Regions from separate parts of the Homo sapiens genome. Here all the other regions are linked to region 1. Evidence: chromatin contacts called from ENCODE Hi-C data. All regions are on one chromosome and are shown on one strand. The core of a region is the stretch at or near the end of the contact, and the rest is flanking DNA. Distances in the headings are between cores, read along the strand shown. Region 1 overlaps CHL1 (cell adhesion molecule L1 like). Region 2 holds the start of BHLHE40 (basic helix-loop-helix family member e40). Region 3 overlaps ITPR1 (inositol 1,4,5-trisphosphate receptor type 1). Region 4 overlaps ITPR1 (inositol 1,4,5-trisphosphate receptor type 1). Region 5 holds the start of EGOT (eosinophil granule ontogeny transcript). Region 6 holds the start of ITPR1 (inositol 1,4,5-trisphosphate receptor type 1).

Region 1 (4,824 bases), core at 894-3,393:
TGTGTGGTGCATGTGTGTGTCTACGTGTTTTAACAAAGACACTTACTATTAGTTAACTTTTAAAACCAGAGAGGAAAGTTATTTCCACTCTATTACTCATTAAAGAAGAGTAATGATTAAACTTACTACCCACCCAACCAACCAAATTTTTCCTATTTCATCTCTACCCTTCACTGACTCCTTCTCAGAGAAAAAGGTATTTTGTTGGTGGTAGTAAAGGTGATAGTTTCTAATGGTGGAAGCTCTTGAGTCCTGCATCTTGTGACCATCGTTGAACATCTCCCTTTAAACAGTTCCAGGTTGTCTTTCTCAGGGCCTGCTTGATACAGTAAAATTACCAGAAGCAGTTCTGAATTCAGCTTTACCAGTAATAAAATTGTTTCAGCACTTTAATTCTTATCTAAATTATTCAGCACTTTAATTCTTATCTAAGTTATTCAGCACTTTAATTCTTATCTAAATTATTTTGTGGCTCTTCAGTTTGCTGTTATTAATAAAATAATTTGCCACAGATTCTCTTTTCTAGTAAGAAGACTGATGTTCAATTTTCTTGACATACTTTGTTAGAAAATGGTATAGCTACCATCCATGACAGTGCCACAGTCTCCTGAAAATCCCTTGCAAAATCCCTCATTCTTTTAGATACAAAATTTTCATCACTGTTAGGTACACTAAAAAAAAAAAAATGCCTAGACTCTACTAAGAACTTTTTAAATATGAATTTCAGTTTTAAATTTTATTTTTATCCCGACTTAGCAAAGATATTACATGACACTTCACCTGAAGATCCATGCCTCCAAAATACTTATCTTTACACACCTATATTTATTTCTTTTTATTTTCTTTTCAGATAATAGAAACCTGATTTTAGGACAACATAACCATAATCAGCAGTTAAAAAATACTCAGTGTGAAAAAATGATCTACATTTTCCTACAGTGGTTTTATACCCAGGATGAAAAAATAAATGCTTGTCAAGTAAAGGCATTAACACATTTTCAAGTGACTTCTCAAGTGCAATTTTATCCCTTGTCTCAGCATTTCATTTATACAGCATTTATTAATCAAGTCTAAGCAGCCTTTAAGTCCCCAATCCCTACTTCGGATTCCCTTCCAATCACTGCCCACTTCTCTCATTGTCTCTGGTACTATCTTTCCTCCCTCCATTGTTTCAGTTCAGCTTTTTGCTCTGCTCCTTCAATCATTCCAACTATACTATCCTTTGAGAATAGCAGTCATCAATTTCCAAAACCATAGAACAAGGACTAATGTTTATACTTTCAAAGGAGATTCAGTGAATAAAAAAGACCATTTAAGAAATGCCAGGAAAAATTGATTACTCCAGAATTCAAAGCAACCAGTCCAGATTGTGGAAGAACAGCACCATTTGTTCCCTAGACTTGGTAGTGACATAAAGGGAAAAGACTGCTAAATTTATCTTTGTTCTTTGCTGTATATGAATTTTAAAACTCACAGAATCTAAGAAGCATTTACCTTAAGAAGAAGGAAAAAGACTAGCTATAGAAAACAGCTCCCCCCTCGATTAAAATAAATATTTTAAGAAGCTTAAGGCTCTGCAAAAAGATATATAAGAAGATCCAAAATAGAAAAGAAAAGAAAAGAAAAATGATGCAAGAAACCGGATACTTTCTCTATTGAGAAATCATTTGATCAAAAAACTTTTACTATTTCTCTGAGGTAGAAAGCCATATATAAATGCTGGACTATATTCTTTGTCTTTATCCATAAAAATAACTGCTAAATTGCAGTTTTAAGACTTAAAGACTAAATCCCATTAATCTATTTTTCTAAGACACTGAATATCCGGCATCATTCTGAATATTGTTTTTCTGTGGGTCCCTTTTTCGTGCGTCCCCATTAGAATACTAAGATCTGAGCGTGAGAAATATAGAGAGAAGAGAGAGGAAGCTCAAGGTTGCTTGAAACCATTCGAAAGGCAAGGGCAAACTCACATCTGAAACTCATGCTTCCTGGATTTTTCTTCCACAATGTGGCTCACAATAATGTCATTTCTTGCTCTATGTCTAAGTTTGACAGAGTTCAGAAACTAAAACGTTGCTTCCTGTGTGAGATGTGCAGACTGCCATTCAGAAATTCATAAAATACCACCTTTACTGAATAGCAGTGTGTGTACTTCTACAAGGACACTGTCTATTCATTGTGTCCAGTAACCCAAGTCTACCATTATACTTCTTGAAAGGAACAGTAAATTGTTTCCAAATACAATTTATTCTCATCCTTTTTACGGATAAGCAAAAAAAAGCAGCGCATCAAACAGGAAAACAGGTTAATTTTATGCCAGTCATGAAGCCTGGTGACAGGTGCTGCCATATGTTGCAACAAGATCTCTTGGCCATGGTTCATTGCTTTGAGAGGTACTAACGAACGCTTGCAGTAGTGTGTGACATACCACTGGTCCCCTGGGATCGCATGCAAGATCTTGTGACAGGTATGAAATTAACTCATGGCATCATGGTATTTTCCAAACATGACAGCTCCCACATTAGCCGCCACTTAGCGCAATGGGGATTGTGGGGAAATCTGGAACAACTAGTAAATGATTTCAGTGGGATCTCCTATGGGCCACAAGGAAAACCGACCCCAAAGAGAATGTCTGGAAAGGTTAAAATCATAAAAGGCAGTGGTCAAATACACAGACAGCAAGCAAAATAATTCTGTTTTGGATATTCTTGTAATTTTAATTTGCTTCCTGGCCTGATTTCTATAGAGCGGATGAAGAAAGTATTCAGTATTCTATTTTGAAGGGCTCTTTATTTCCTTCTTGAACTGGAACAAAGTTTCAGTCATGAGTTGAGGAAGTACTGGGCAACCACACTTCCTTCCAGCTCACATGCACAAGCTCACAAACACACTCCACATTCCTGCCTAGTAAAATAAAATACAAATACCTAAATGCAAACTACATTTTATGTTTCTGTTAGATGCAGAGATGTAAAATCTGTGAAATGTAGCTGTAAAACTTCTTGTTATGGAAAAGAAAAATGTTAAAAGAGCAAAGCAAAATATTTGCATCATGTAATAAAGGAATGTGTCACTGGCTAACTTTCCTGATTTCTGAGTTGATTCTCTTTCCAATAACAATTCCAAATGTCATGCCAAAGACAGGGAAAGGGGGAAATATGGAAAAGACAAAATAAGCAAATGTAACACTTAGAAATAAAGTCACAAAAATATTTATTTTCCTTGAATTCGCAATATAAAAATGACACGTAAGTTCTGAATGCCCTTTTTTTGCATTTTTTTCCAGTATAAGGTAAGAGAAATAAATCCCAAGTACAGTGAGTATAGTTTAAAACGGAAGCAATTGGTCATTCTGAAAAGGATAAAAGTAACATGGAAATGAATGTGGTAGAGAAGAGAAAGAGAAAATGAAAATATACAAGATTCAATGCTGTGTTCTTCTGCCAGTTGTCAAATTAAGGATTTTAATGTTATGTGTATTTACAGATATAGAATATTATCCTCTGGTTTCACAGTCTGTGCACTAGTTACTCATTCCTGGCTCTTTATTTTGCTTTTTTAAATATAAACTTCCTTAAGAATGCCTTTATGGTTCCAGGATGTGGCTACTATTATATAATTCTAGCACTGAGAACATCTTAGCACTTTATCAAATAATATCCTTTAGTTTTCAAGCAGATGCATAATTTTTTAAAAAAAATCTATAAGCATTTACTTTATATTTTAAAAGACTTTTTAGAATGAATACTCATGTAACAAACACTACATAACACATATTGTGTATCAGGCACTGTTCTAAGTATTTTATCAGTAATTCATTTAATCTTAATAATAATAATCCTATGAGGCAGGTACAATCATTATCTCCAATTTTCAGATGAGATCATTTGGGTATAGAGAAGTCATTTGAAAAGTCACCAGCTAATAAGTGGAGTGCTTTAGAATGGAACCCGGATAATCTGGCCCGGAGCCCATACTCTTTTTTTTTTTTTTTTTTTTTTTTTTAGGAGACGGAGTCTTCCTCTTTCACCCAGGCTGGAGTGCAGTGGCATGATCTCGGCTCTCTGCAACCTCCGACTTCCAGGTTCACGCTATTCTCCTGCCTCAGCCTCCTGAGTAGCTGGGACTACAGGTGCCGGCCAGCATGCCCAGCTAATTTTTTGTATTTTTAGTAGAGAAGGGATTTCACCCTGTTAGCCAGGACGGTCTCAATCTCCTGACCTCGTGATCCGCCCCCCTCGGCCTCCCAAAGTGCTGGGATTACAGGTGTGAGCCACCGTGCCCAGCCCCAGAGCCCATACTCTTGAACTCCATGCCATGCTGCCATTGAAGTCTTTTTGAGATCAGTGTACGACTCTTTTAATCAGGAGATTTTCCTTGGAACTGAAGTTCTTCTTGCCTCTTATTGAAACCTCATGGTCAAAGGCAGTTGAGTCACTGGATTCCAATCATGCTGCAAACTATAAAACACCAGCTTTCTTCCAAACAGGCTAAACTCTGCAGTTTCCTATCTCCAACTCCTCAAAAATGTCTGAGAAGAAAGGTTATAACACTCTTAATGTTGTGACAATCCCAACCTTCAAAGCTCAAGTTGATTCATTTGATATATTTTATTGAGTATCTACAATGGACACAAATCATATACAATATGATTGGTGGTGCAATATAATACTTTTAATATAGTGGTGAATTAAACAGACATAATGATCTTTACCTTCACAGCATTTTAGACAGGTCGGAAAAATATATTATAAAAGTAATCATGACAATGAATATATAATATTTATCTTAATTTTTAAAAGAATAATATAAACAATAATA
Region 2 (4,824 bases), core at 796-3,295, 4.7 Mb before region 1:
CTGCTGCTGCTGATCAATTAGGTTTGTTAGTGCTTTCACATGCTTCAAGGTAAGTTCAAGAACCACTGCTTTTTCCAAGTGACCCAAAGTCTGGAAGGAAAAGAGCCTTAGTCAGCGGTGAGGTCAGAGAAGTCCCACCTTTGGGACATTTATTAGCAATGAGAAATGAGAAAAGAAAAAAAAAAGTGGAATAGTGTTTCCTGGTTGGCTGTTTTAAGTCTGTAGGTCATGCTTTTAAAAAGATAGACAGATACACTCATATATGTGTGTGTGTGTGTGTGTGTGTGTGTGTGTGTATATATATATAATATATATATATAATTAAATAATTTAAAAAAACGGGTGCCACCTGTCTTTGGAGGCATTTTGGAAGCTGCAACTACCTCAGGAAAATCCTTTGACAGATAAATTTCTCCAGCAGCCTCTGCCGACCTTAACTCAGGGGAATCCAGAGATAACATTTTCCTGCAGTGGTGTCAACTCAGAGAGGGACCTCTATTACGTCTGGCAGCCAAGAGGCTTTCCCTACTTCTTTCCTTACACCCTTTCAGAACTTCCAGCTCATCCAGGCTTTTTTGTTCCTCCCGAAATACTATTTTTTTTTTTTCCATTTCCCCAACCAAAGGCTGCGAAGTAGCCGAGGGCTACTGTCAAGAAAGGACAGGCCGTAAAAATCACACACCAAAGCAAGTCCCCTTATTTGACAACAACAACAAAAAAGGTGGGGGGAGTGGTAGAGGGGAAGGGGTAAATAAAATGTGTGTGTTTCTTGGCGTGTTCCTTTAAGTGAGAAAAACTAGGGAATCCTGAAAATCACCAGAAGTTAAACTCCTGAAAAGGAAGGCCAGTTGGTGTTGGAGCCAACTTGGAGAGGTCCAAGTGGTTCTCGCCTCATTTGCATGAGTCAGCCAGAAAACGCCAGGACTGTGGAGGAGGACCCCACCGCAGAGCCACCCGCCAGCTCTGATCCGCCAGTCTGGTCTGCAGTTCCCCGCGGAACCTGCAGGCGGCGAGTGACCCGCCCGCCCTCTGGGCAAAGGACTGGGTTGGAAAGGGGCCAGCTTCTCACTTACTGTAAGTTTGAGATGTTCGGGTAGGAGATCCTTCAGCTGGGCGATGCACTCGTTAATCCGGTCACGTCTCTTTTTCTCGATGAGCCGGTGCGGCAATTTGTAGGTCTCCTGCAAGACGCACGGGGAGGCGGTGGGCGCTTGGGGAAGGAGATGAGAAGCCTATCCTCCCAGCCCCGCAGCAACAGTCCGGCAGAGGAGCAGAGTAGCAGAGTAGCACCCAGAACCATCGTCTGCCCTTTCTTTTCCAAGTCACTCAGAAGAGGCACCGAGCCCACACCCTGCATCCCCTCGCCAACCTCAAAGCGAGAAAACTTTTCTTGGAAACTCAGCGCGCGCGAGGGGCTGAGCGCAGGGTCCCTAGGGGTGCACTTGCTTACCTTGCTGTCCTCGCTCCGCTTTATTCCCCGTCTTGACTTGTACACTTGGTACATGTGGGCAGGGTACATCCTGCAGGAAGAGAGACCAGGAAGGGTCGTGACTGCTTGCGCACGGCTGCAGGCGTTCTGCCGGGCAAGAACCTCCCGGTGCGCCCGGAGCTGCTCCAAGTTGAGAGTGGCGCATAACATGGGGCTGCAGTTGAGGCTTGAAGGGCCAAGGAGTGCCAACTTACCCTGGTAGGTCTCCGTGCTCCAGTCCCGGTGCTTTGGGCAGGCAGGCGGGGGGTGGTTGCGCGCTGGGGATCCGCTCCATGGCGCGGCGAGCCGGGGCCACTGCGCGCTCCTGTCTGCACTAGCGGAGCGTCTGGATGAGGACTGCCCTGGAGAGGGCTTCGGGGGTCTCTCCGCAGATGTTCCTCTGAGTCTGAGCTCTTTGAAATCCCCTGGGCTGCTGGAATCTTCGGCTTTGAGATGCAGCTTCAGTTGGGGGCGTGCATGGCCCGGTGTCCCCGCGGCCTCTGGCTCCGACTCAGCGCACAGACTGGCGGTGTGTGCTCCCTGCGCGGTCTGTCTGCGCCGTGCGAGCCAAGTGAATGAGAAGTGGGGCGGGCGGGGAGGCGGGAGGGAGCGGGTGAGGGGGGGGCGGTTAGGGCGGAGTGGGGGGGTGGGGGGGCAAGCCGAGGAGTAATGGAGAGGCTGCGGGCTGGGTTAAATGGGAGCGAGTGGGTGGGTTGGAGCTACGTGTTCTACCCTGTGACTCCAGGCACGTCTGGCCACTGCCGGGGAGGGAAGGAGCGACCTGCCCGCCCTCCCCCGGCTTCATCACATGAGTCTCACGTGTTGGACAACGCTCCGGCGGCTGCTAGGGAGCCCCCACCCCCAGCCCCGGCCCCCAGGTGTCTGCGGCTGCGGCCGCCTTTCCCCGAAGAGGGGGTGGCAGCACGACCTGGGTCCTGCCCAGTTGGGTGGGGGGCGCGGAAGCTGGAAGGGACGGGGGTGCTGGGGGAGGGGGAGAAGTTGGTAACGTGGGCGAACCTGCCCCAGGGAAATGAAGTAAGTTCCCGTCTCCTGGGAGGGAACGGGGGAGGACGGATCCGCCCGCGTCTGACTCAAGCCGGGAGAGGAATATCCCCTTGCTAGCTCCAGCCCAGCCCTCTTCCTCCTCCCCCGCCCGGCCCGCTTGGAGGAACCGGCGCGCTGCGGAGGGAGTCGCCCGGCCCCCCAGCCTTCCCCAGAGGCTGGGGTTTCTTTCCGTCCTGGCTTCCCTGCCCCCACTGCTCACCCTCGCGTCCAGGAATTGCCCGCCTTGGGGAGGGACCGAGGGGCGGGGCGGATGTCACCCCATGGGAAGCGGGCCGACGGCCAAGCGCAGGGGCAGCTGAGGCTGCCGCCGAGCACGCCGCGCGCACCTGACCGTGGAGGGTGTGAGCCGAGGGCCCCTCGCTCCCAGGAGCTCCGCTCCTGGGCACAACCTGCGGGCGGGCGGGCACCCGGTTGCGCAGCCCCCTGGGTGCCCCAGTGTCACCCCCTTCCTCCCGGCCAGTCAAGCGCAGAAAGATACCGGGCGCTGTGCCCGGCGCTCCCTCCCTCCTCTGCCCCCTCCGGAGCAGAGGCGCCCCGGTCGCCTCCCCTCCGGCTGCAGCGTTACACAACCGCGGCGGCGGCGCCTGCCCTGCAGCAGCGCAGGGCGTGACGCTTCACGTGGCCGGGCTCAGGTCGTAGCACCGCGGACCGCGAGCCTCTCTGCGTTGACCCAGGGACTGAGACCCCGGGGACGTGGCGTGCCAGCCCGGATCGGCCCTCTCCCTGCCTGTTGGGAAGTTCGGCGGCGCTGTTCGCGGTCTGCACCCAGGGCAGGAGGGATGAGAGAGACAAGAAAAAAAAACCGCCTGTTACAGGGAAATCTTAGCAATCATGCGGTCGACACGTATTTCTTGAGCCCCCTGCTCTGCACTAGGCGCTGCACTAGTTGATGAATCCGACACGGATCCTGCCCTTGAACTTGCAGAACCTCTAGGAAGAGGTTAAATTGAGCAATAAAGGAAAGGCAGCCCTGGGAAAATTGTATCGAGGCCACTGGCTGACAGAGGGGAAAAACAATGAGAACTTGTGTTGCTTTGTGTTTTGTTTTTAATTTCATTGTAACCGAGATGCCTAGGTAGAGAAGCGGGGGAGAAGCTAACCCAAAGCCCCAAGCCCGGGGCGGAAGGACCTCCTCCAGCGGCCCCAGATCTCTGCAATCTCACTTAGGCTGCCGGAGGGCCCCACCCACCTCCCCCGGAAAGGTCCGGGCTCTGTGACCTTCTCACTCAGCCGGGAGCAGGGAAAACAGCTGAAACTCCAATCCCGCGGTGTGAGCAGCGCTGATACAGTCAGAGGAGGGAGCCAGTGGAAACTCATGACTAAAATAAGGCCTGGCTGGGGATTTCACTGACCTCTGCGCTCCCCTGCCCTGCAAGTTCGGGGAGTTGAGAGATGACTGTAAGCCCTTCCCACTGCGCTTCGGGTCAGTCACCCCACTGCTGAGTGACCTGGCTGTGGGAAGGATTGAAAAAAAAATGGGGTCACTGCCGAGACTGGGCGAAGAGTAGTAGCCTCGGGTGCAGTTAGGGGATCAGTCTTAACTGGCAGTGCCCTTGACGACCTAGAGAACTGGCATTCACAAGTTGACCAAACTGGCAGTGTATTTCCTTCAGGTCGCCTTGGAGAGCTCCCGCTTCCTGTTTATATTTCACAAGCGTCAAACTCTTTAGCAAGTGTGAGAAATGCCTCCTTTTCTAACTGCTAACTGGCATGACCTCACTTCGGGGCTCAGAGATCCCTCCCTGCCAGAATGTACTTTTGCTGGCCAAAGGCGGGGACCGGGGTCCGCCCTGGAAACGCGCTTTCAATCTTGGGCGACCTGCTTCATTGTGTGATTTTAATAAGGATGAAGGGCTGTCACGGCTGCGTCAAAACCACGGTTCCAGCAGGAAATAAGCACTGGGAGAGGACAGGACACGTACCCCCTTCCGCCGACACCCCCCACCCGATGGCAGGAGGGAGCCCAAACCTTGCAGCTTCCATGGCTCATGGCTCATGACAATATCATTCTTAAAATTCTTTGAGTTTATCAATACGTTTTGCCCTTACCTGCCCTACAACTGTAAATAACAAAATGTATGCATTTCCTACTTTTTATTTGTTCCGAATGTATTCTCAAGCTTCAAGAACGGTTCCCATCCTACCAGACTTCCACCGTATCAGGATTAAAAAACAAAACAAAACTCTGTTATTCTCTCCATAGCTTATGGCTTTTAAAAAATAATAATTTGAACAAACAATTCCTACGTGGCATAGATCTTTCCATCCTGGAGAATGTTACTATTTCAGTC
Region 3 (4,824 bases), core at 1,153-3,652, 4.6 Mb before region 1:
TGACAAGTTTCATGGTGGACTCCAGCTTCTCCTGCAGGTTTCTCAGCTCATTCTGTTCTCCTTCAGAATCACTGCTGACCAATGACATGGCTCTCATCCTGGGGAACCAGTCAAGGTTTCTTTCCTAGAATCCACATTAAAAAAAAAAAAAAAAAAAAAAAAGACTGAGTCACTTCTAGAGGTAAAAACAAGAAAGGCCAGCTTACCGTGCCATGTTTCCTAACTCTCATTAGGTTATCTCCTTCTATGGCAGAACTTATGTGCTGTGTATTTTTTTAATTGCTCAGTAGCTATCTTTTTAATTGCATACAATGGAACTCTGAATTCTTAGAGGAAGCCACTTTAAATTTAAATATAGGGGAAATATAGGTTCTAAACAAGAGTCCTAATCTCCAAATCTGAATACTGCCACTGCTGCTCTGATCTTTGCAAATTACATGGCTGATGAGTTTGGTTTTTTTAAAAAATTGTGGTAAAATATGCATAACATAAAATTTACCATTGTAACCATTTTAAGCATACAGTTTAGTGGCATTAAGTACATTCACACTGCTGTGCAACCATCCCCATCATCTGTTTCCAGAACTATTTTTTTATCTTCCCCAAGTGAAATTCCATCCCCATCAAACACTAACCCCATTCCCGCCGGCCCCGGGCAACCACCATTCTATTTTCTGTCTCCATGAATTTGACTGCTCCAGGGGCCTCATATTATGCTGTGTATTTTAAAATGCATTATACTGGGAAAACCTTTTGCAAACACTTGAAGTGAAGTGAATTTTAAGGTCCCAGGTGTTCTGTCACTTAACAGATACGTGTGCATGTATGCGTTTGCGTGGGTGAGGAGATCATTAAGAGGCTGAAAATGGGGAATAGGCTCTTCTGTCAATGTCCCCGTTTATGAGCTTATAGAAACCACTCCTCTTGTTTCCTTTTCCTTCCAGCCTGAAGTGGTTGATGGGTGCTGGCAACTAGCCTAAGAAAGGCCCATTCAGTTTCCTCCCCCGTCCATCCCCATCCTTTTGATGTCTATAGCTTATGCCTGTAAACAGTATTTCTCACTACTGGTTAACAGAATGGGACAACTCCTCCTCCCACCTCACTTCCTTCTGCCCACATATGCCTTTCTCCCAAAGAGCATGCCGCATACATAAGTTCTGTACAGAGAGGCAGGAATGAACAGTAAGAAAAGCTTAGCATGAGACAGGGGGAAGAAAACTGACTCATTCCACATGTCTGGTGTCATTCTCACCTGGACCAGTTTTATCTTGTAAGGATACATTTAATGGTCTTTCTAAAACAAATCAAGCCCCCTCCCACACACACACACACTCACTCGGAATGCTGGATAATTGTTGCTTTGTGTACACCGTGGGGGTCGGCGACATTTTGTGTGTCAATATTTTCAGCTTTGTGGGCCACCTGGTCTCTGTCACAACTACTCAGCTACTCCGTTATACCCCCCAAACAACCAGTAAATAAATAAATGGGTATGTCCATGTTCCAATAAAACTTTATTTACAAATGCGGGCAGCAGGCTGGGTTTGCTCACCTCTGCTGTATACAATAGAAGGCATCAATATATTTAAAATAATGAAACTCCATGAGACATGTCTAAATATTACAACTCAAGTGAGATCATTGAGCTGTATCTTGACCTAGGGCCATCTAGCAATATAGAAGCCCTATAAGAGAGCTAGATGAAAAATATCACAAGCAGTCATACCACATGGACAACAAGGTGTCATAGAGTGTTTGCTTAAGATACTGGTGGGTGGGCGGGCAGGGTCACAGTCACTAGTTTGTGAGCTTTATGAAGGCAGGAACCACCTTAGTATACTGACTAGAGCATAGTAGACATTCAATATTAATAAAAGCTTGTGGAAGGACAGAATGATATGCAACTCTTCTTCTGCATGCACCCTAATAACAAATGCTTAAGTAGTAAGCCTGAGCTGCTTATCGTGACTGCTGGAGGAGAAAAATGGCAATCTCTACCTTCCTATACCCTGAATAAACACTTCATTCATGTGTCTTAACATTAGCTTATATTCATCAATTTCCCACCACAGAGCAATGGGCAAAAGATCGTTAAAAAATATTCCATTTCAGAGATGACTAGCTGAGAAACCCAAAGTGCTTCCCCACCTGTAACCAGTTTTCTCCCGTGCAGCTGCAGTGGCCTATCGTTGACTGTACTCATCTCTCCTGTGTCAATCCTTCAGACACAGCCACATCTTCCCACCAAGGAAGTAGCCCATGTTCAAGGACTATGCAACTCTGAGGAGGAAACCTCATTTTTCAGAAGAGGGCACACATAGGCGACAGGTCACTGGTGATCACTCACTCCCACTAGGGCGAGGGGAGGAGGGATGACGTGGGCTGGGCTGCTGAAGCCACAAACCAAAGCACAGCTGCAGAGAGATCACTTAGCACGAGGCCCTGGATACTCACGGTGGCTGCTACCTATTTTTGCAGACTGACCTCAATTGAGGAAAACAAATTGAAGAAAAAAGATACAAAGTCCCACTTTGGATACAACAATGTTGAGGATACTACAGTGAGCAACAGAGACATGGTCACTGCATCCTGGACCCCCTCAAAGGAGAAACAGTTTTGATACCTAAGTATGTGATAGAATTCCTGCCATCAAAGTGCTTACAATTTAGTCAAGGAGAGTGACCATCTAGATTTTCTTTTTAACAGGCCAGTCCTGGTGGCTGGTGCCTGTAATCCCAGTGCTTTGGGAGGCCGAGGTGGGTGGATAGCATGAGGCCAGAAGTTTGAGACTGGCCTGGGCAATAGAGTGAGACTCCATCTCTATAAAAAATAAAAATAATTAGCTCGGTGTGGTGGTGGGCACCTGTAGTCCTAGCCACTCGGGAAGCTGGGGCAGGAGGATCGTTTGAGCCCAGGAGGTCGAAGCTGCAGTGAGTCATAATTGTGCCACCGCACTACAGCCTGGGTGACAGAAAGACTCTCTGAAAACAAATAAAAAACTAACTAAGGAATAATGCAGGCTATGTTGTATCTAGGAGCGGTAGAGAGAGTAGTGTCCAAGTAAGACCCAACAACCAGTGACTGATTGATTGGCTAAAATCCTCTTCAAGCAAGGCTTGGCCCTAAAGAAGGTTAGCCCTTGGGCAAGCATGAGGGCATTTCACAGAGGCCACTGGCACAGTGAGGCTCCAGTGTGGCTGGAGCTGGGGATGAGGGCAGACAGGCAGGAGCAGCTTGGACTGTTGAAGACTAGAGGGAAACAGAAGGAAGCAGGAACTCTGTGAAAGGCCGCCGTGCCTTACCAGACCAGGGGAGAGGAGAGAGGATGGACATTCACAGTCCTCACTGCTAGCAGTCGGAACTCACCTGTAGCTCACTTATTACTGACATGCAAATGAATCTAAACTGCCTAAAATGTTAGCGAATCCATCTAAAATCTGGCTTTCAAATCCTTCATATGTTCATTTGCTTAGCAAACCTTCTATAAAAATAGAAAACACACATTTCCAAACAGAGTCCACATTAATGAGGCCTTCGAAAGACTCCAGAAAACCAATGCAAGAGTCTGCACATAGCCGAAAGTTTAAGGAACAGTTTCTCTCCCTCATTCCTAATAGCAAGTGACCAAATGACTACAGATTAAAATGAGAATTTTCCTCACCTTCTTTCATGCCATATGTACCTCCTGGCCCTCTAGGCAATGATTTCAGAAGGGTCTTTGAACAAATAAATGCAAAATGCACAGACTTTCTCCATTCAACAGCTTTTTACTGAACTTTTACAATATCTGTGTCCTGCATGGGGTTGAGCGCTGAGGATCTAAAGATGAGAAAGACAAGGTCTCTATTCTCAAGCTGCTTTAGTCCAAGAACTGTGGTCACCGGCCAGGTCTCAATGCATAGTTCTTCGCCTCTGTGGAGCTGCACGGAGGCCCTACCTCCAAGGGTGAGTGTCTAAAGAGTGTGTGCTGAAGACACGAATGGGGCCCATCAGCATGCCAAGGGCCGCTCCTGGCATCTCTGCCCCTCGCCTCAGTGGTGGTGGAGAGGCACTGATGCCCTGCGTCTTGTGCTGCTACATGGCGTACCTGTAATCCTGGGACTTGATGGCCCCACCCAAGGGGTACATAAAGCCATAAAAAGAAATAATGCATCTTTTTAGAATGTACAATATCCATTTTAATCAATGGTAAATGATTGAAATATTTTTATATTAAATTCAAAAAGTTACGTAGACCAGATAGAAAGGTCAATTTATTTTTTTGAGACGGAGTCTTGGTGTGTCACCCAGGCTGGAGTGCAGTGGCGCCATCTCAGCTCATTGCAACCTCTGCCTATCTACCGGGTTCAAGCTATTCTCATGCCTCAGCTTCCTAAGTAGCTGGGACTACACGCATGCACCACAATGCCTGGCTAATTTTTGTATTTTTAGTAGAGACTGGTCTTGAACTCCTGACCTCAGGTGATCCAACCACCACCTCCCAAAGTGCTCAATCAAATGTTAAAACACGGCGTTTCAAAGAAGGTCATACTTTGTGCAGGCCACATGGGCCATGTGCTCCCATCCTAGGGATAAAGCCTCATTCTCCATTTCACAGGAGGCCTTCAATGCAAAGATAGCAAAAGGATTTTCTGGTCCAGAAATTTATCAATCACCACCACACAGAGTCTCCCCCAGTGCCTCCCTTAATATCTAATAATGAAAAGCTGGGCTACGAGGGATCCCACTGGCAAGCATTCTTATCTTTTCTGCACTGAAGTGGGGGAGAGCCCCAAATTTAGGTGTTACCAGTGTTTTAATTAAATAATCATCCTGGGCTGTGAA
Region 4 (3,705 bases), core at 660-3,159, 4.5 Mb before region 1:
CCTTGCAGGCCAGAGAAGACAGGTAATAAAGGTAATTCTTCCCTGTCTTAAAATATTTCTATTAGCTCTCATAACCCCTAATATAATGAGTACATCTGACACTAGTTAACAAATGTGACCCAAAGGAACAATGTATGCAGGCCAAGCCCTAATTTCCCATTACATTAAAAACACCCATGTTCACACCCCACATCCTGTACTTCCTGGCTTGACTTCATTTTAGGCCCTGGGTCTATGATACTTTGTATGCTTCTTTATGTACAGGACTTGAAAGCTGTTGGGTTTTTTTTCTTTTTTTGGACAGTGAGAGTGGTCTTATTTCTTCCCCTAGTTTAGGTCACAGCAGTTGAGTCAGGGTATCATGCTATCGCAGGGCACAAATTTCTATCATCATCCATAGATCACTGGATTAGTTGAAAAAGTCACTCAAATGCTGACCAGGAGCACATGAACTTCTGTTTATTTCGGACTTTCTGATAAATGGTGGCCAGGTACACAAGGTTGAATCTGTTAAAATTCACTCTAAAACACAATTTGTCAAAAGGAATTAAAAATAGCAGAAAAAAAGTCCATTTAAACCACACACCCAAATCGACTGTTAGTGTGGACTCTCAGTTCTAAATAGTAAAGAAAAAATAACTGCCATTCCCACAGGTTTCTGTGTTCCCATCTTTCCTAATGACCTTTCCTATGACATCCTTCATGCAATAAATACAGCTCAACCTTTCAGCCAAAACCCTGTAGTTCTAGGCTCTTTCATGATAATGATGAAGTGCTCGCTGCTGCGGATGGGCAGATAGAGGACAAATCTCAACATGCCCTGACATGGGAACAGTTAAAAAGGAAATGTGTCCAGAAAGGCTAACATGTTTTGAAATATACTTTAGAAACCTGATGCCTGCAAGCTCAATTGTTAAAACTGAATCATGGGATTCTCAGAGAACCTATGGAACCCCTACATAGAAGGGAGGGTTTTCTGGGTATACTTTAGAAGTCAACATCAGGAATGGTATATCAATTTCTCAAATATCCAAAAAAGGCCAGCTTGGAAATGCTGCAGGTTTAGCACCTAGAAGTCACGATTTTCATTCCGTTAAGCTGTTTGAGTAATAGAGAGTCCAAATGTCAGTGGGGCTTCCACATCAGTCACCTGCAGTCCCGCATTTGTACACAATACAGAGAAACTCAGCAGAGGCCCGCAGGCACATTTTTGGTTTGTGTAATTTTCCTTATTTTAAACCAACATTATTAACCACCCTTCTGCTAAATCAGTGACAAAAGAGAAAAAGGTATTTCCTTGATTAAGTAAAAATACATGTTTGTTTTTTTGGGTTTTTTTTTTTTGGTCCTAGATAGGCTTAGTTGTACTATTCTTCAACCGGCCCTTTTCCCTCAAATGGGGAAAAATCAGAAACCAGAGAGGGAATGGCGTTTCCACTGTTTCTCTCTTTGTGACTTTCAGAACCAAGGTATTTAGTACTCGATGCTGTTGGGATTCACTTCTTAGCTTGGAGCAAGGAATCTTCATTCTGTGTGACCTAACAGTTCAGAAGCTCCTATCCCCTCATGAGATACCTTACGTGGAAGAGAAAGGTTGGAGTTCTGCATCGTAGTCAGCACTAGCAACCTGGGTCATTCATTTAAAGAACTATCTTTAATATTTACTCTCATGACTAATTGCCCATGTGCATGTGCCAAGGCAAAACACAAAAGTGACTGTTTCCAAATGACTGTCTTCTGCTTTTAATTCCTACTTGCCTTCAGTTCTAACACAAGGTCCATCCTCTTCTTTCCCAAAGGATTGATATCATTGAGGATCAGGGCTGTGATGATGTCAATGCCATTGGATTCATGGGTGGCTATGCAGTTCTGAGCAAAGACACACACAGACATTCACACAAACGCTGGTCATAAATCAGACGTCAAAGGCCAACAGGCTGAACTGCTATTTCAACACAATGCTTACCACTCCCAGTAATGTCTCTAGGGGAGAGCTGCAAATTTTCCGTGAGAAAGTGGTAAGAATAAAAGACAGATGAAAATCTCTAGTTTCAGAATTAACAGTAAACAGTAGGAAAGTCCCCATGCACTGTAACTGATAAATTGGTTGTGTCTAATCCAAATCATGCAGCACAGTTGGCTTTTGTTCTTAAGGGAAAATATGGTGTATGACTGATTCTGGGTTCTGAACCCTTTTTCCCCTTTCAAGGTGTGTTCCATTCTCTCTAAAGCACTCTTTTTGTATTTTGTACTTTAGCTTAAGGCTTAAGCTTGGAAAGCAAGTTTCCTGTTTAAGGCACACAATATCAAAATTAATCATCTGCCCCCAGGTAACATCTCCGTTTGCAGCACAATCCACTCTGATCTGTTCCTTTCAACAGGCCCCTATTTGGCAGAGAAGCAAACTTGAGGTAATAAGGAAATTCACTTAGATGTCAAATAAAGCCTTTCCCCAAGCCTGTTGTATTTTTTTTGTTCCTTTTCATTTTAACTAGGACTACACCATCTGCTTCATGAGGGAACCGGGAGAAGAAAGTGCATCTCACAAAATGCTATTCTCACATTCACAGACAACTGAGACCAGGTTTTTAATAGACAATGAGTTGTCTCTCATAAACCGTTCTCCTCTGAATGAAGGGCCTGGCTCCCCAAGTCACACAAGTAACCTTCCCTGGCTGCTGGGTTTAGCACTGACCATTTGAAGCCTTGGTCGTCTCTCTCCAGTTAGGATGAAGCTATAATTTGGTATTAAAAAACATACTTGGCTGGGCGCGGTGGCTCAAGCCTGTAATCCCAGCACTTTGGCAAGCCGAGGTGGGTGGATCACGAGGTCAGAAGTTCAAGACCAGCCTGGCCAATATGGTGAAACCCCATCTCTACTAAAAAAATACAAAAATTAGCCAGGCATGATGGCATGCACCTGTAGTCCCAGCTACTAGGGAGGCTGAGGCAGAAGAATCGCTTGAATCCAGGAGGCAGTGAGCCGAGATTGCACCACTGCACTCCAGCCTGGGCAACAGAGTGAGACTCCGTCTCCAAAAACAAACAAACAAAACATCATACTCAACCTAGCACAATGCAAAAACTCACAAAATCCTTAAGATGCCATGTATAAGCAATGACTCTACTCAAGACAAGAAGTTATTGGGTTGTACTCCCAAAATATTCTTCTTTGAGAGACCAAAGTCAAGACTATCTCATCTTTCTTTCCCCTGAATGTCCATGATGTTTAAATCTCAACTATAAAAATGTCCTTATATTACTTTCAAGCTGTCTCACGTGTAGTAATTTTCTTCTCTCTAGCTAGGCTTAAACCCCCTTCCAGTAGTCACTCTTTGAAATCCCCTAGTATTTAAAATAGGTCACTGTCTTTTGGTTCTCATTTCACTCCTGCCTTATTGCCTACTCCTAGAAATCAAGTTAAATAGTTGGACATTCAAACCAAATCAAATGAAGCCAAACCTAGCCAAGGAAAGAGACCATGGACTGTCCCTCCAATGTCCTTCATTAGGAAGGTTCTGAAGTATCATGAAACACCATGGCTATTTCTCAACTGCTGGAAGACAGCCTCCTGTCCTACTGACTCCCTAGGCCAACAGGCACAGGCTTCGTGATTTCTGAACTAGTCTCTATCAACATTTCCAAAATGGGACACTTTTTTTCCCCATCCCAAAACAGAAATTTAATTACCTGGTTCTCATGGCA
Region 5 (4,824 bases), core at 1,605-4,104, 4.5 Mb before region 1:
GTGGCCAGGAGGACATGAAGACTTTCTCATCAGACCTCCACCTTGTCTCATGAACCCTGAAAAGACAGATGCAAGAGGTGCTTGGAAAATTCTATCATCAAGTCCTCTTCCCGGGAGGAGGGTCCAGTGCTGAGGACCTGGCAGTGACTTGGGTGCTGTTCCTCCATGGGGGTGGCAATCTGCATCGTGGAGAGCGAGGGCTGAAGCAGGAGTTGCAGGGTCAGGGGAGTCGATCTCTGGAAACAACTCCCCAGGTCTTATTTCCATTCTGTGTACCTGAGGGACAATGAATCAACACCAACCAACATTTCCTGTCCTCAATGCTCCGAGGTTCCCAGGGAATTCAACTTGAAATTTATACAGATGCCAAGAATAATCCTTGCCACCCCCCCCCCATTTTCTGTGTTTGTGCAGTCACACGGCTCAGTGAAAGCGATCTCTATCCTGCATCTTTAGCAAGGTAGAAACATACGCATAGGGGTGACTTAGGAACTGGGTGGGTTTGGACAGCTCATTTATTAACTTCCATCCTCAGTTCCCTCATCTGCAATGGAGAAAGAGGAGGAGAACCACTTGAGATTCTATTGCAAGGAGTGCAGGAGAGAAAACAGGTGAGAGCCCGCACAGTACCGGCAGGGTGTCTACACCAGCCACGTTCCCTTCGCTGCTCTCCACACAAACTGTGACAAGGACACTTGGCCATAGAAGCCGAAAAAAATAAATCCACTCAGGCCGGATGGAGGCAAGGACACTGGCTTAGGTGGCAAAGCATCAAGCAAAGCAAGTGCCTCCTTGATGAAGACTGCAGTCACCCCCAGTCAACCCTAGTCCTTCCCAACTCAACTGACTCTCGGGTACAGCCGAGTCTGGTCCCCAGCAGAATGCTCTGGGACTCTTCATGTCTCCCCACCCTGCATCCCCATCTTGCTGTGTGCTGGCCCACCAGGTAACTTCCACACGGCCACAGAGAGCATCCCTGGCAGCTGACAGTAAGATGTACAGATGGCCAAGCGGTTAGAGCAGGGCAGGGTGAAATCACACAGCACTCATCTGGGTAAAGCTGCTTTGTATATTAGGGCTTTGGCGGCGGCAGCGCATATCCAAGCAGGGGACAGGCCCAAGCCAACTTGGTGCCCTTTAGAAGCACCGACTAGGGATCGGCGGGAACCACAGAGATCACCTCATCCAGCCCCGACTTGATGACAAGCCCATCACCCTGGTGGAGCAGATACTTTCCGCAGCTCTGCCCCTGACCGACCACCATGGGGTAGACCGCGTTAGCTTCCTTCACTCAGCTCCTCCAACATCCCAAGCACAAGCCAACCCTCTTCTGAAATACTCTTGCCCTCTGCTACTCTTCACACAGCTCCTTCTCTTCGCATCTGTTGGGTCTCAGCTTGAACGGTATCTCCCCAGAGAAGCCCTCCCTGGCCACGCTTCGTGGCGCCTGTTTGCTTCCCCATCACACTTCTCTGAAGCTCTGATTTAGCTGATGATGAGCTGATTTCCTAGCTCTGTCTCCCACAAGACTGTAAGCTCCTGGAGGGCAGGGGCTATGTTGGTCTCATCCCTGACTGTATTGACGCCAATGTGTATAGCACCTGACACCCAGGGAGTGCTCAGTAAGTAAACATCTGCTATATTAAGCCGGCTGTGGTGACACAAGCCAGTAGTTCTAGCTACTCCGGAGGCTGAGACAGAAAGATCTCTTCAGCCCAGGAGTTCAAGGCCAGCTTGGTCAACACAGTAAGGCCTCTTCTCTCTTTTTAAAAAATTTACTATATTAATGAATGAACAATAATCCTGAAGGAGGTGCAATTCCGAAACACTCAAGCCAAGCTTTGCATCCATGGCAGCTGAAGTATAACTTTATGGCCAGAAGAAGCCTGCATGTGAAAGCTCAAAGTCCTGCTAAGTGGGAATATGCAGCACACCGCAGACCAGCCAAAGGCAGCTGATGTGGTGTTGTCACCTCTACGGGCTTATCCGGTTTTTGCACGTAACTCTGTGATGGGCTCAGCCTGGCTGAGGATCCTTAATCCATCGAGTTAACTGTTAACTACCCCGGCCCCAGTGACACAGCAGCTTGCATGATTAACTACAGCCCGGGAGGGATGATCATTTGTGCACCTTCCGTCTCCAAACCTGGCTCCCTCCCCAGACTTGATAGCTACAAGCTCTGGGCTCAACAGTTTGTGGGTTTGTGTTGCAAGGAGGCTAATAAAAACATATTTCTCAAATACCATATGGTGAGGGCAACTGCAACACATCCTCCTCGAAGAGCAATAAAATATATATATTTTTAAAGTCCTGAATTCCAGGGGAAAAACGAGGCTTGAAGACTTCAGAGGGTTTACAGGACTATCCCCTTCAGTGTCAGAGCCATCTTGATCAAAAGTCTAAAACCCAGGAATAGGAAATTGGTAGAAACTTTGAGAGAGCCTCTGACAGTTTCAAAGAGGAACTCAGAGGACCTCAGGAAATGTGAGCGGGCATAGATTTCTCCGTGAAAAGGAGGGTCAAGGCAGAAGAACCAGAGGCAACTGTGAACATCAAGTCAGTTCTCAGGGAAGCAGGGGATCCAAGTGTGTACATGAGGCGCCTTCACTGTCCCTGCATCAGGAATCTAGCTGTTGGCACCTTATAATGAGAAAACAGTCTCAACCATGAAGTTAACTCTGCTGGAAGATTTCCAAAGGGAAAGTCCCTCCCGTTACTCAGAGGGGAAAAAAAAATTACCTACTTGGTCTGGAATCCGGGGATATTTTATGCAGATGTCTCTAACAGAAGTTAATAAAGGGAAGTCAGCTTGCCTCTGATTATTCAAACAGGCTACTGCTATTAAGGATTGCACAACTTCTGGGCAAGGCAGAGGTGGGTTTGGCTTTTTAAAAATTTTTTCAGCCTGTCCTCATGGAACTACATATTCTTTTCTAAGAACTTTTCATCCTAACCTCCCTACTCACATCTTCTAAGTGTCTCTGCTCTGGTGGGAATGTGATGGACAACACAGAGCCATCTCAGAAGCCTCTGTGGCCACCACCAGGCCGGCCAGGGTGCAGGGGGCCACTCCCTGGGCAGCCATAGGGTTCTCAGCAAGGTGCATTCGTCGTCCCTGCTGAGAATCTGATGGGGCAGCATTTTTTTTTTTAATTAAATGCAAGCTGAGTCATTTCAACCTGCAACCTTCAGGTAACAGGAGTTACCCAAGCTCCAGGAATTATGATTGTGGGGTAAACCCATTCTCTTGTTTTCTTGCGGTTCTATTTTATAACGCACTAGAGGAGACAGAGACGTCATTGCTTCACCCAGGGCAAGAGGACAAAGGAGGATGCATGGAAATACAAACAGCCCTTCTCCTCCAGGCCATACCGACTGTCCAACTAGCAACAGACTTCACCTGGTTTTGGAGCAATCTGAATTTGGAATATGCCAGAGAAAACTTCTATCAGGCAAGATGGAAGACTCCTAGGATAGGTCTCTCTCATGGAGGGATTGGTAATAAAAAAATCATGGGAAAAGAAATAAGGGAGGGTGGAAAAAACACACCTTAGAAAACAACTTCTGATGTCCCGGGGCTACACAATGGGGGAGCTGAGCACTTAGGAAGGAGAGGGAAAATATTCTGTTTCCGGAGACAGCTCCAAGAATCATGAGTAGGTGTGAGAAACAAGGAAGCTTACAGATTTAAAAAAAAAAAGAAAGAAAGAAAGGAAGGGGGCAAAAGGAAGGAGTCAGGGAAGGGGGGAGTGAGATCTTTGAGAGACAGGGGAATTAAAAAACACCATAGCAACAACGCAGTCCACCTACCCTGGCCGCCCACCCACAGCCAGATTCTTTACTGACGCATTTGAGAACAAGCTGGTTCCTACCAGCTCAGGAAGGTGAGCAAACCCAGAGAGCTCATTAAATCCCTTCTCAGCGACTCTTGTCTGCCTGCAGATAGTGAGCAAGGAGGATATAAATAGAAGTTATATAACATCTCTTTGTTGATTCCTGTGCTTACCAAAAAAAAATGCAGCATGACCTTGTTTTTCTTTAGAGTTTGCCTCGGCCTGCTGGTTGAGGACTTTAATCCAGATAGGAATCATCTTGAAGTTTAAACAGCAGGATATAGATTTCCAAGTTAAGGGTGCTCTGCATGGCCATCCAAGTTAGGAACCCACAGGGTCAAGTCCTCCTCCGCGGATTAAAAAAAAAAAAATCCACCAGCTCTAAAACAACAACAGCAGGTATGGAATCTTGTGGCTTCCTCTTAGAACATCTCCTGAGGTAAATTAAGGAGTAAATTTGATACCCAAGAGCAAAGCATCATTAAAATGGCATCTTGGGTTTTCTAAAGGAGGTTCGAGCACCACAGGTATATTCAAAGGTAACTGGTGGTTTCCACATACCCTCCAGGCCTAAGCAGTTGTCTTTTTGTTCCTTAACAGGCACGATGGTAAGAGTCCAGTGGATGGAAAAGGCCTCCTCCTTAAAGATGGTGATGGAAACGAGCACTGCACAGGGAAACACAAATCAGGTCCCCTGAAATCCAGCCCAACCTGGCCAGACCCTCCAGTGCCCATCAGGGCTTATGAACAGGGTGCTTCAGTGTCTTTGTTAGGGGTGGTTAAAAAGGAGCACGTGCTTATAGGGGATGCTGCTGAGCTCCATGATTTTGACTTCCTGTCTAACCTGTTGATGCTACAAAACTCTTTTAAAAACAGTTACCATGGGAACTTTTCCCTAGCAAGCATTCTTCAAGAAACGTTACAGGTGCTGGTGAATTCAATGCCCTTGGTGTCAATAAGCTTTTGCTGAGTCTTAGAATGTGTGGCTTGA
Region 6 (4,824 bases), core at 2,143-4,642, 4.2 Mb before region 1:
TGCACACCATTGGATTAAAGGTTTCTTTTTTATCTTTCTCTCTGCCCACTCTCCTCCCTCCCCGCAATACCAACACCCTGATCTTCCTCACTTAAAAATATTTTGAAGAAAAGACTCTTGATCTTTCTGTGGAGTTCATCTATCTCTTTTTTTCTAAGCAACCATTCCACTTCTCATTCCTAAAGAAAAGATGCCAATTCCCTCCAAAAGACAATCACTTGGTTTAAATAGATACCATTGTCAACCCCAAATGACTTTCATGGGTCTCAAGGCAAGAGCCAGAGTAATTCACTTAGAACATGAAGAACTTTCCCTGCCTGATAAGAATGATATCTTGAAAGGATTTTCTGTTCTGATTTGAATTATTCAAAGAGCAGATTGTACTTTCAGTGTACATATGCATACACACACACACACACACACATGAACTTGAAAGAAAAAATGGAGAACAAAAACGTCTGCACAACTGGCTGCAAAGCAAACTGGAAGGTATATGAAAAGGTATCAACATTTCACATTGCAGTCTAACTGCAGTTTAAACTTTCGAATTATTCAGATGGGGAAACGCCTGATCCTTTTAACCTACTCAGATTCTTTGATGTAAACAATCAAGATGTATTTCAGCTAGGAGGTGAGCCTAATGCTTAACTTACATAATGTTCCTTGTGGTTTTGTTTCTTTTTACTCTCCCCATTCAGGCTTTCCAAAATGAACTCATTACAGTATCTAATACCTCCTCAAATATCTGCACTCTTTTATCCCTATGTTTGTGGCTACATCCTTTCCTTCTTACATCAATGTTATGTATTATTTCATCATTGGTGGGAGGTATGCAAGTTATTTCATCAGTAGCAGTAAGTTTACCATTTTTCCTAGCTTCCCTCTCACCACCAGCATCCCCAAATCAACTGAGGTCCATTTGTGGGATGCAGTACAGCCTCACCGCCTGAGGTTACACCCTGCTCCTACTTTGTACTAGCTACTGGGCAAGTGATTTCACTCTCTGCACCTCAGTTTCTTCACCTGCATCTGACGCACAGGGTTTCTGAGATACATGGCTCTGGACCTGGCTTACAAGTACTTAATGTGTCCATCTTATTATTTTTAGCAACCAGTTAGAAAAGAGTCTGTGGACCAGTTTTTCCTTGCTGTACAGCTAATTCTGAAAAGGGGAACTGGGCCTAATCCTTGGCTCTATGAGCACCCACACAGCCATGTGAGTCAACAGAACTCCAAGAAGAAACTAGAGTTCTCACATCCAAATGCTTCTCACTCCGCCAGTACTCCTGAGGATCTTATCAACAGGAAACAAAAGCACTATACCACTATAATGAAGTGTCTGACTTTTATTTTCTCATTAGAAAAGCCCAAAGATTGTAGCCCAGGGAACAGCTAAATATTTAGAATGTTAAAAAAGTTATTAAGACCCAGCCACCCACCCCCACCTACCTCTGTTACCCTGTTATTTACCATGTTCCTGAACATTTCAGGAGAAAAAACTCCTGATAGCCAAATCTGCAGCAATAGTGATGTACGTGCACCCGTTGAAACCTCCCACTCTTCAAATGCAGTCTGACCATTTTGGGGAAAAAATAGGAACTGTTGTGTTTACAGATAAATGCTGCTCTCAGCTCATATTCCACCACGGGCCCCAAAACAACAGGGACCTGCCAGATTCCTTGACACTCAGGTGGCTTGAGTCAAGGGCTGGATGCTACCACCTTAAGCTTCAATAACTCACTTCCCTTTTTAAAGTTCTAATTCTTTCAACTTGCAGCAACCACTTTCATTTCTTGCAATCCAACCTACTCTGATTAAGCACACGTTCAAAATTAGAAAAGAGTGACTATTTCTTGAAGGAGAGAGGCAGTTAATACTGCTTACACATTTTGGCATATGAAATGCACTGTATCCTTCAGAATTTAAATCATCAGCATGCTTTTCAGACCGGCAATGGGCCGCCGTTTTATTGCTCCATTTAATGGCCTTTTCCCCTCCTCTCTCATAAACTTTCAGGCTCCTTCAATTCTCAGCTACTTCCAAGAAACGGACTGTCCACTGGACCTCTGCTCCCAAAAGCCCTCACCAAAGGCAGAGGCAAATTTTGAAGACTGAGCCACGGAGTTTCTTTTTCTTTCTTACTCCCCACCTCCTTGGCGGTTTAGATAGAACTTAAAATAGGCTTAGGACAAAAACTCATTATTGACTACAGCACTCAGGCTTCCACACTCACCTGACCTGGGTCAGGCACTCTGTTGCCAAAGCAAGCCCAGCGAGGGGTGCAAATCCTGCTCCTCTGTAGTCAGCTCCTAAATATTTAGAAAGAAAGAAGACTGAGTACCAGACCGCGGAAGATGAGCTCTAACAGAAATGCTCCAAATTACAAGTTTCCACCTTCTTTAGCCTCCTTCACTGGGGACAGCCCCCCCGCCCCCAAACTTGGTAGGCAGGTTGGTGGGATCGCTTGGGCGAAGATTCCAGGTAACTACGCTTACTTATTTCCAGGATGTAACTGACAATTGAGACTAGGCACGCACAAACTTCGAACGTGCGGGAGGCTGGAACTAAGGGAAGTGTTTGGCAGATCCCAAAGCACTTGTTTCCCGGCGAGAAGGCCAAGTATCCGAAGCCCGCATCCTCATTGGACATGAGCTTCGTCCACACTTCATCCCTCACCGCTTCTCCGGTTTTCTTCCGTTTTTAAAAACCCTCCCCACGGGGGGCCCCTACACATGCATTATTCTCCCAACCACGGAGCGCAAGAGAGGGATACATTTTTAGAAAGATTATTTCCTTGAGCAGACTCACATATGACACCCCCACAACCTCTCTTCAAAAAAAAAAAAAAAAAAAGAACTATTTCCTGCAGCTGCAGCAACAGTTTCCAACTTGGGGGAATGCCACATCAGACCAGAATGGGGAGCCCCCAAAGCCACGCACTAGAGTAGAGGATATTTGTTTTTTAAGCTTCAAATGAGCTCCCCCCAAAACAACTGCCCGCAGTAAAGGAACCCCCAAATGCATGCCAAGTGCATGCACATCCATCAAGATCTCCCCGAGAGCGGGGCAAAAACTTCTGCGCCCGGGGAGCCAGTGCCAACTCCCCGCGCCCTCTGCCCGGCCCCAGCCGCTACCTTGGTGCCCGGGGAGCCACGCCGGTTTGGGGGAGCAGGGCGAGGAGAGGGGTTAGCAGCCGCTGGGTAATCCCATGTCCGCGAAGAGGGAGCTCGTTCCGTTAGGATGGAAGCGGAACACCCACACCTCCTCTCGGCGTGCGCTTTCTCTCTCTCCACCCCCTGCCTCCTCCTCCACCACCACCTCCTCCTCCTCCTCTCCTCCCACCCCAGCGAGCTTGAGGAAACGCTTCAGCAGCACATCCACATGGTTACTGCACTTTAAAGCGGCTCCGGGTGGCTTATATAGGCCGGGAAGCTCCCTGGGCAATGTAGTCCAAGTAGCGGGTCGTGGCGGCGCCTGAGGCTGCGGGGAGGGACTACAAGTCCCAGAATCCCCTGGGCGCCCGGGCTGGGCCCTAAATAGACGCGTGCGGGGACAGGGGAGGGGCGTCCTGCGAGGCTTTCAGGCTGCTGAGCCTGTTCCTTGGCTGGGGTCGGTAGGGCTTGGAGCCAGCCGTTCAAAGTCACCCCTGGGAAGCGCCCGCAACCCTTGGGGACGCCTCTCCTCCGGCTGCCCCCCTTCCCTGGAATCCAGGTGTCACTGGGGCCGGGGAGGGGCTAGGAGCTCGGATTTCTGCTTTGGGAAGTTTTTACAAGCCCACCCTCCCCCTGCCTTGGTTCCCCGAGCCAAGAATTTCAGAAATCCGGGGCACAAAAACGCCAGTGTTTGCGGTCAAGGATTAAAGGCGCGAGGTGTCTTTATTTAATCTGCTCCGCCCTGCTCGGGTTTGCACGAGAAACCAAGCCTGGGAGCGACGGTCCACGCAAGCGGAGACACAGGCAAGTCGCGTGAGAGCACTTTTCTGAGCCCGAGTTGCTTGTCTTTTATCGCCCGTGAGGAGGTAAAGAAAGGCAGACCTCTCCGGTGCACAAATAAAGGAGCCGTGTTGTGACTTGCCGGCTCTGAGATTGGGAGGCAGAAAATAAATACAAACCGCGACCTCAGTCCTGACCGTACCTCTAGCAGCCCCTCTGCTCCTGGGAGCTGTAAATGCTTAAGTAAATAAACCGCAAACCAGAAAAATAAGGGCTTAGGAAAGAGCCGCTCACACAGAGATGCGCATCCAGGCGGGGCGCTCTCCAAGAGCTCCGAATGGGGCAAGGTGGGTTTCACCCGCTGCCAAGTAATGCCTGGGCTCCCGGGCTACACGCTGCTTAGGGCTCCGGCTTTTGCAAGGAGGGGAAGAGCTAAGCCCGGAGGCAGTCAGCCGACTGCCCTGTCTTGCCTCAAATGACGTATATTCATTCCTCAAACGTTTCCTGAGTGTTTACTAGGTGCCAGGCGCTGGGGCATAGTGGTGAGCCAAACGCATTATAGCATCCCAGACAGGCACTTCCTGACGCCGCCTAAAGATCTGTTATAACAATAGTAATAATAATGATAATAATCAATGGGGAGGCTGATTTTATTGAGCCCAGACCACATGCAGTTTTCATGCGTCATGCTATTGAGTTTTACCAACTGTAGGTATATTTATTATATCTATTTGGCAGGTGCACAATCCAGGGCTCAGAGAAATCAGGTAACTTCCCAAATGACCCCTCGAGTTAAGTGGTACAGCCTGGACTCCCGTTCCAGACTCTACGTGTATGAAACCCTTGTCTTTGGGGAAATCCACCGCCATTGCCTTAAATAGCCTCTCTCCCC

What was found. Hi-C counts contacts between places; a loop is a spot of excess contacts on that map. Pooled maps may share reads with other maps.
Region 2: a loop to region 1 is called in a pooled map, with 15 times the contacts of the local background. The contact joins the promoter of BHLHE40 here to the enhancer-like site in region 1. A Hi-C loop is called at or near these places in 3 of 37 single-sample maps with no recorded cell type and 5 of 50 pooled maps.
Region 3: a map with no recorded cell type shows a loop between it and region 1 (9-fold over the local background). The contact joins two enhancer-like sites. A Hi-C loop is called at or near these places in 4 of 37 single-sample maps with no recorded cell type and 2 of 50 pooled maps.
Region 4: a loop to region 1 is called in a pooled map, with 18 times the contacts of the local background. The contact joins two enhancer-like sites. A Hi-C loop is called at or near these places in 3 of 37 single-sample maps with no recorded cell type and 2 of 50 pooled maps.
Region 5: a map of GM12878 shows a loop between it and region 1 (13-fold over the local background). The contact joins the promoter of EGOT here to the enhancer-like site in region 1. A Hi-C loop is called at or near these places in 1 of 168 maps with a recorded cell type or tissue (GM12878), 8 of 37 single-sample maps with no recorded cell type and 5 of 50 pooled maps.
Region 6: a loop to region 1 is called in a pooled map, with 4 times the contacts of the local background. The contact joins the promoter of ITPR1 here to the enhancer-like site in region 1. A Hi-C loop is called at or near these places in 3 of 37 single-sample maps with no recorded cell type and 3 of 50 pooled maps.

The regions. Positions count from the first base shown.
Region 1 is chr3:276,075-280,898 of GRCh38, reverse strand. All of the region lies in intron 2 of CHL1 (cell adhesion molecule L1 like), which reads right to left. Among named protein-coding and RNA genes, the nearest start is that of CHL1-AS2, 81 kb to the right of the region's middle. Within about 2 kb of position 2,143, at least 4 of the 41 ENCODE cell types and tissues checked have a DNase peak (open chromatin) inside an H3K27ac peak, as active enhancers do; they include GM12878, where a contact is called at or near this core.
Region 2 is chr3:4,976,658-4,981,481 of GRCh38, reverse strand. BHLHE40 (basic helix-loop-helix family member e40) reads right to left here and starts at 2,045. Exons shown (of 5, transcript NM_003670.3): 1 at 1,684-2,045; 2 at 1,451-1,520; 3 at 1,074-1,181; 4 at 1-90. The coding sequence starts at 1,763. BHLHE40-AS1 (BHLHE40 antisense RNA 1) reads left to right here and starts at 1,521. Exons shown (of 3, transcript NR_125916.1): 1 at 1,521-1,687. RefSeq lists enhancers at 1,062-1,656, 1,764-1,913, 3,214-3,333, 3,464-3,513, 3,634-3,823 and silencers at 2,064-2,123, 2,334-3,103.
Region 3 is chr3:4,832,074-4,836,897 of GRCh38, reverse strand. ITPR1 (inositol 1,4,5-trisphosphate receptor type 1) reads right to left here. Exons shown (of 62, transcript NM_001378452.1): 61 at 1-124. All of the region lies in intron 2 of LOC124906209 (a long non-coding RNA gene), which reads left to right. Among named protein-coding and RNA genes, the nearest start is that of EGOT, 83 kb to the right of the region's middle. RefSeq lists an enhancer at 1,956-2,225. Within about 2 kb of position 2,402, at least 2 of the 41 ENCODE cell types and tissues checked have a DNase peak (open chromatin) inside an H3K27ac peak, as active enhancers do.
Region 4 is chr3:4,775,428-4,779,132 of GRCh38, reverse strand. ITPR1 (inositol 1,4,5-trisphosphate receptor type 1) reads right to left here. Exons shown (of 62, transcript NM_001378452.1): 47 at 3,691-3,705; 48 at 1,759-1,869. Among named protein-coding and RNA genes, the nearest start is that of EGOT, 26 kb to the right of the region's middle. RefSeq lists an enhancer at 2,420-2,489. Within about 2 kb of position 1,909, at least 7 of the 41 ENCODE cell types and tissues checked have a DNase peak (open chromatin) inside an H3K27ac peak, as active enhancers do.
Region 5 is chr3:4,749,620-4,754,443 of GRCh38, reverse strand. EGOT (eosinophil granule ontogeny transcript) reads left to right here and starts at 2,854. Exons shown (of 2, transcript NR_004428.1): 1 at 2,854-3,498; 2 at 4,434-4,824. The region is part of intron 44 of ITPR1 (inositol 1,4,5-trisphosphate receptor type 1); the gene reads right to left. RefSeq lists enhancers at 57-166, 4,732-4,801.
Region 6 is chr3:4,491,916-4,496,739 of GRCh38, reverse strand. It overlaps ITPR1 (inositol 1,4,5-trisphosphate receptor type 1), which reads right to left and starts at 3,392. Exons shown (of 62, transcript NM_001378452.1): 1 at 3,135-3,392; 2 at 2,234-2,309. It overlaps ITPR1-DT (ITPR1 divergent transcript), which reads left to right and starts at 3,577. Exons shown (of 2, transcript NR_108075.1): 1 at 3,577-3,956. RefSeq lists silencers at 1,461-1,755, 3,054-3,323.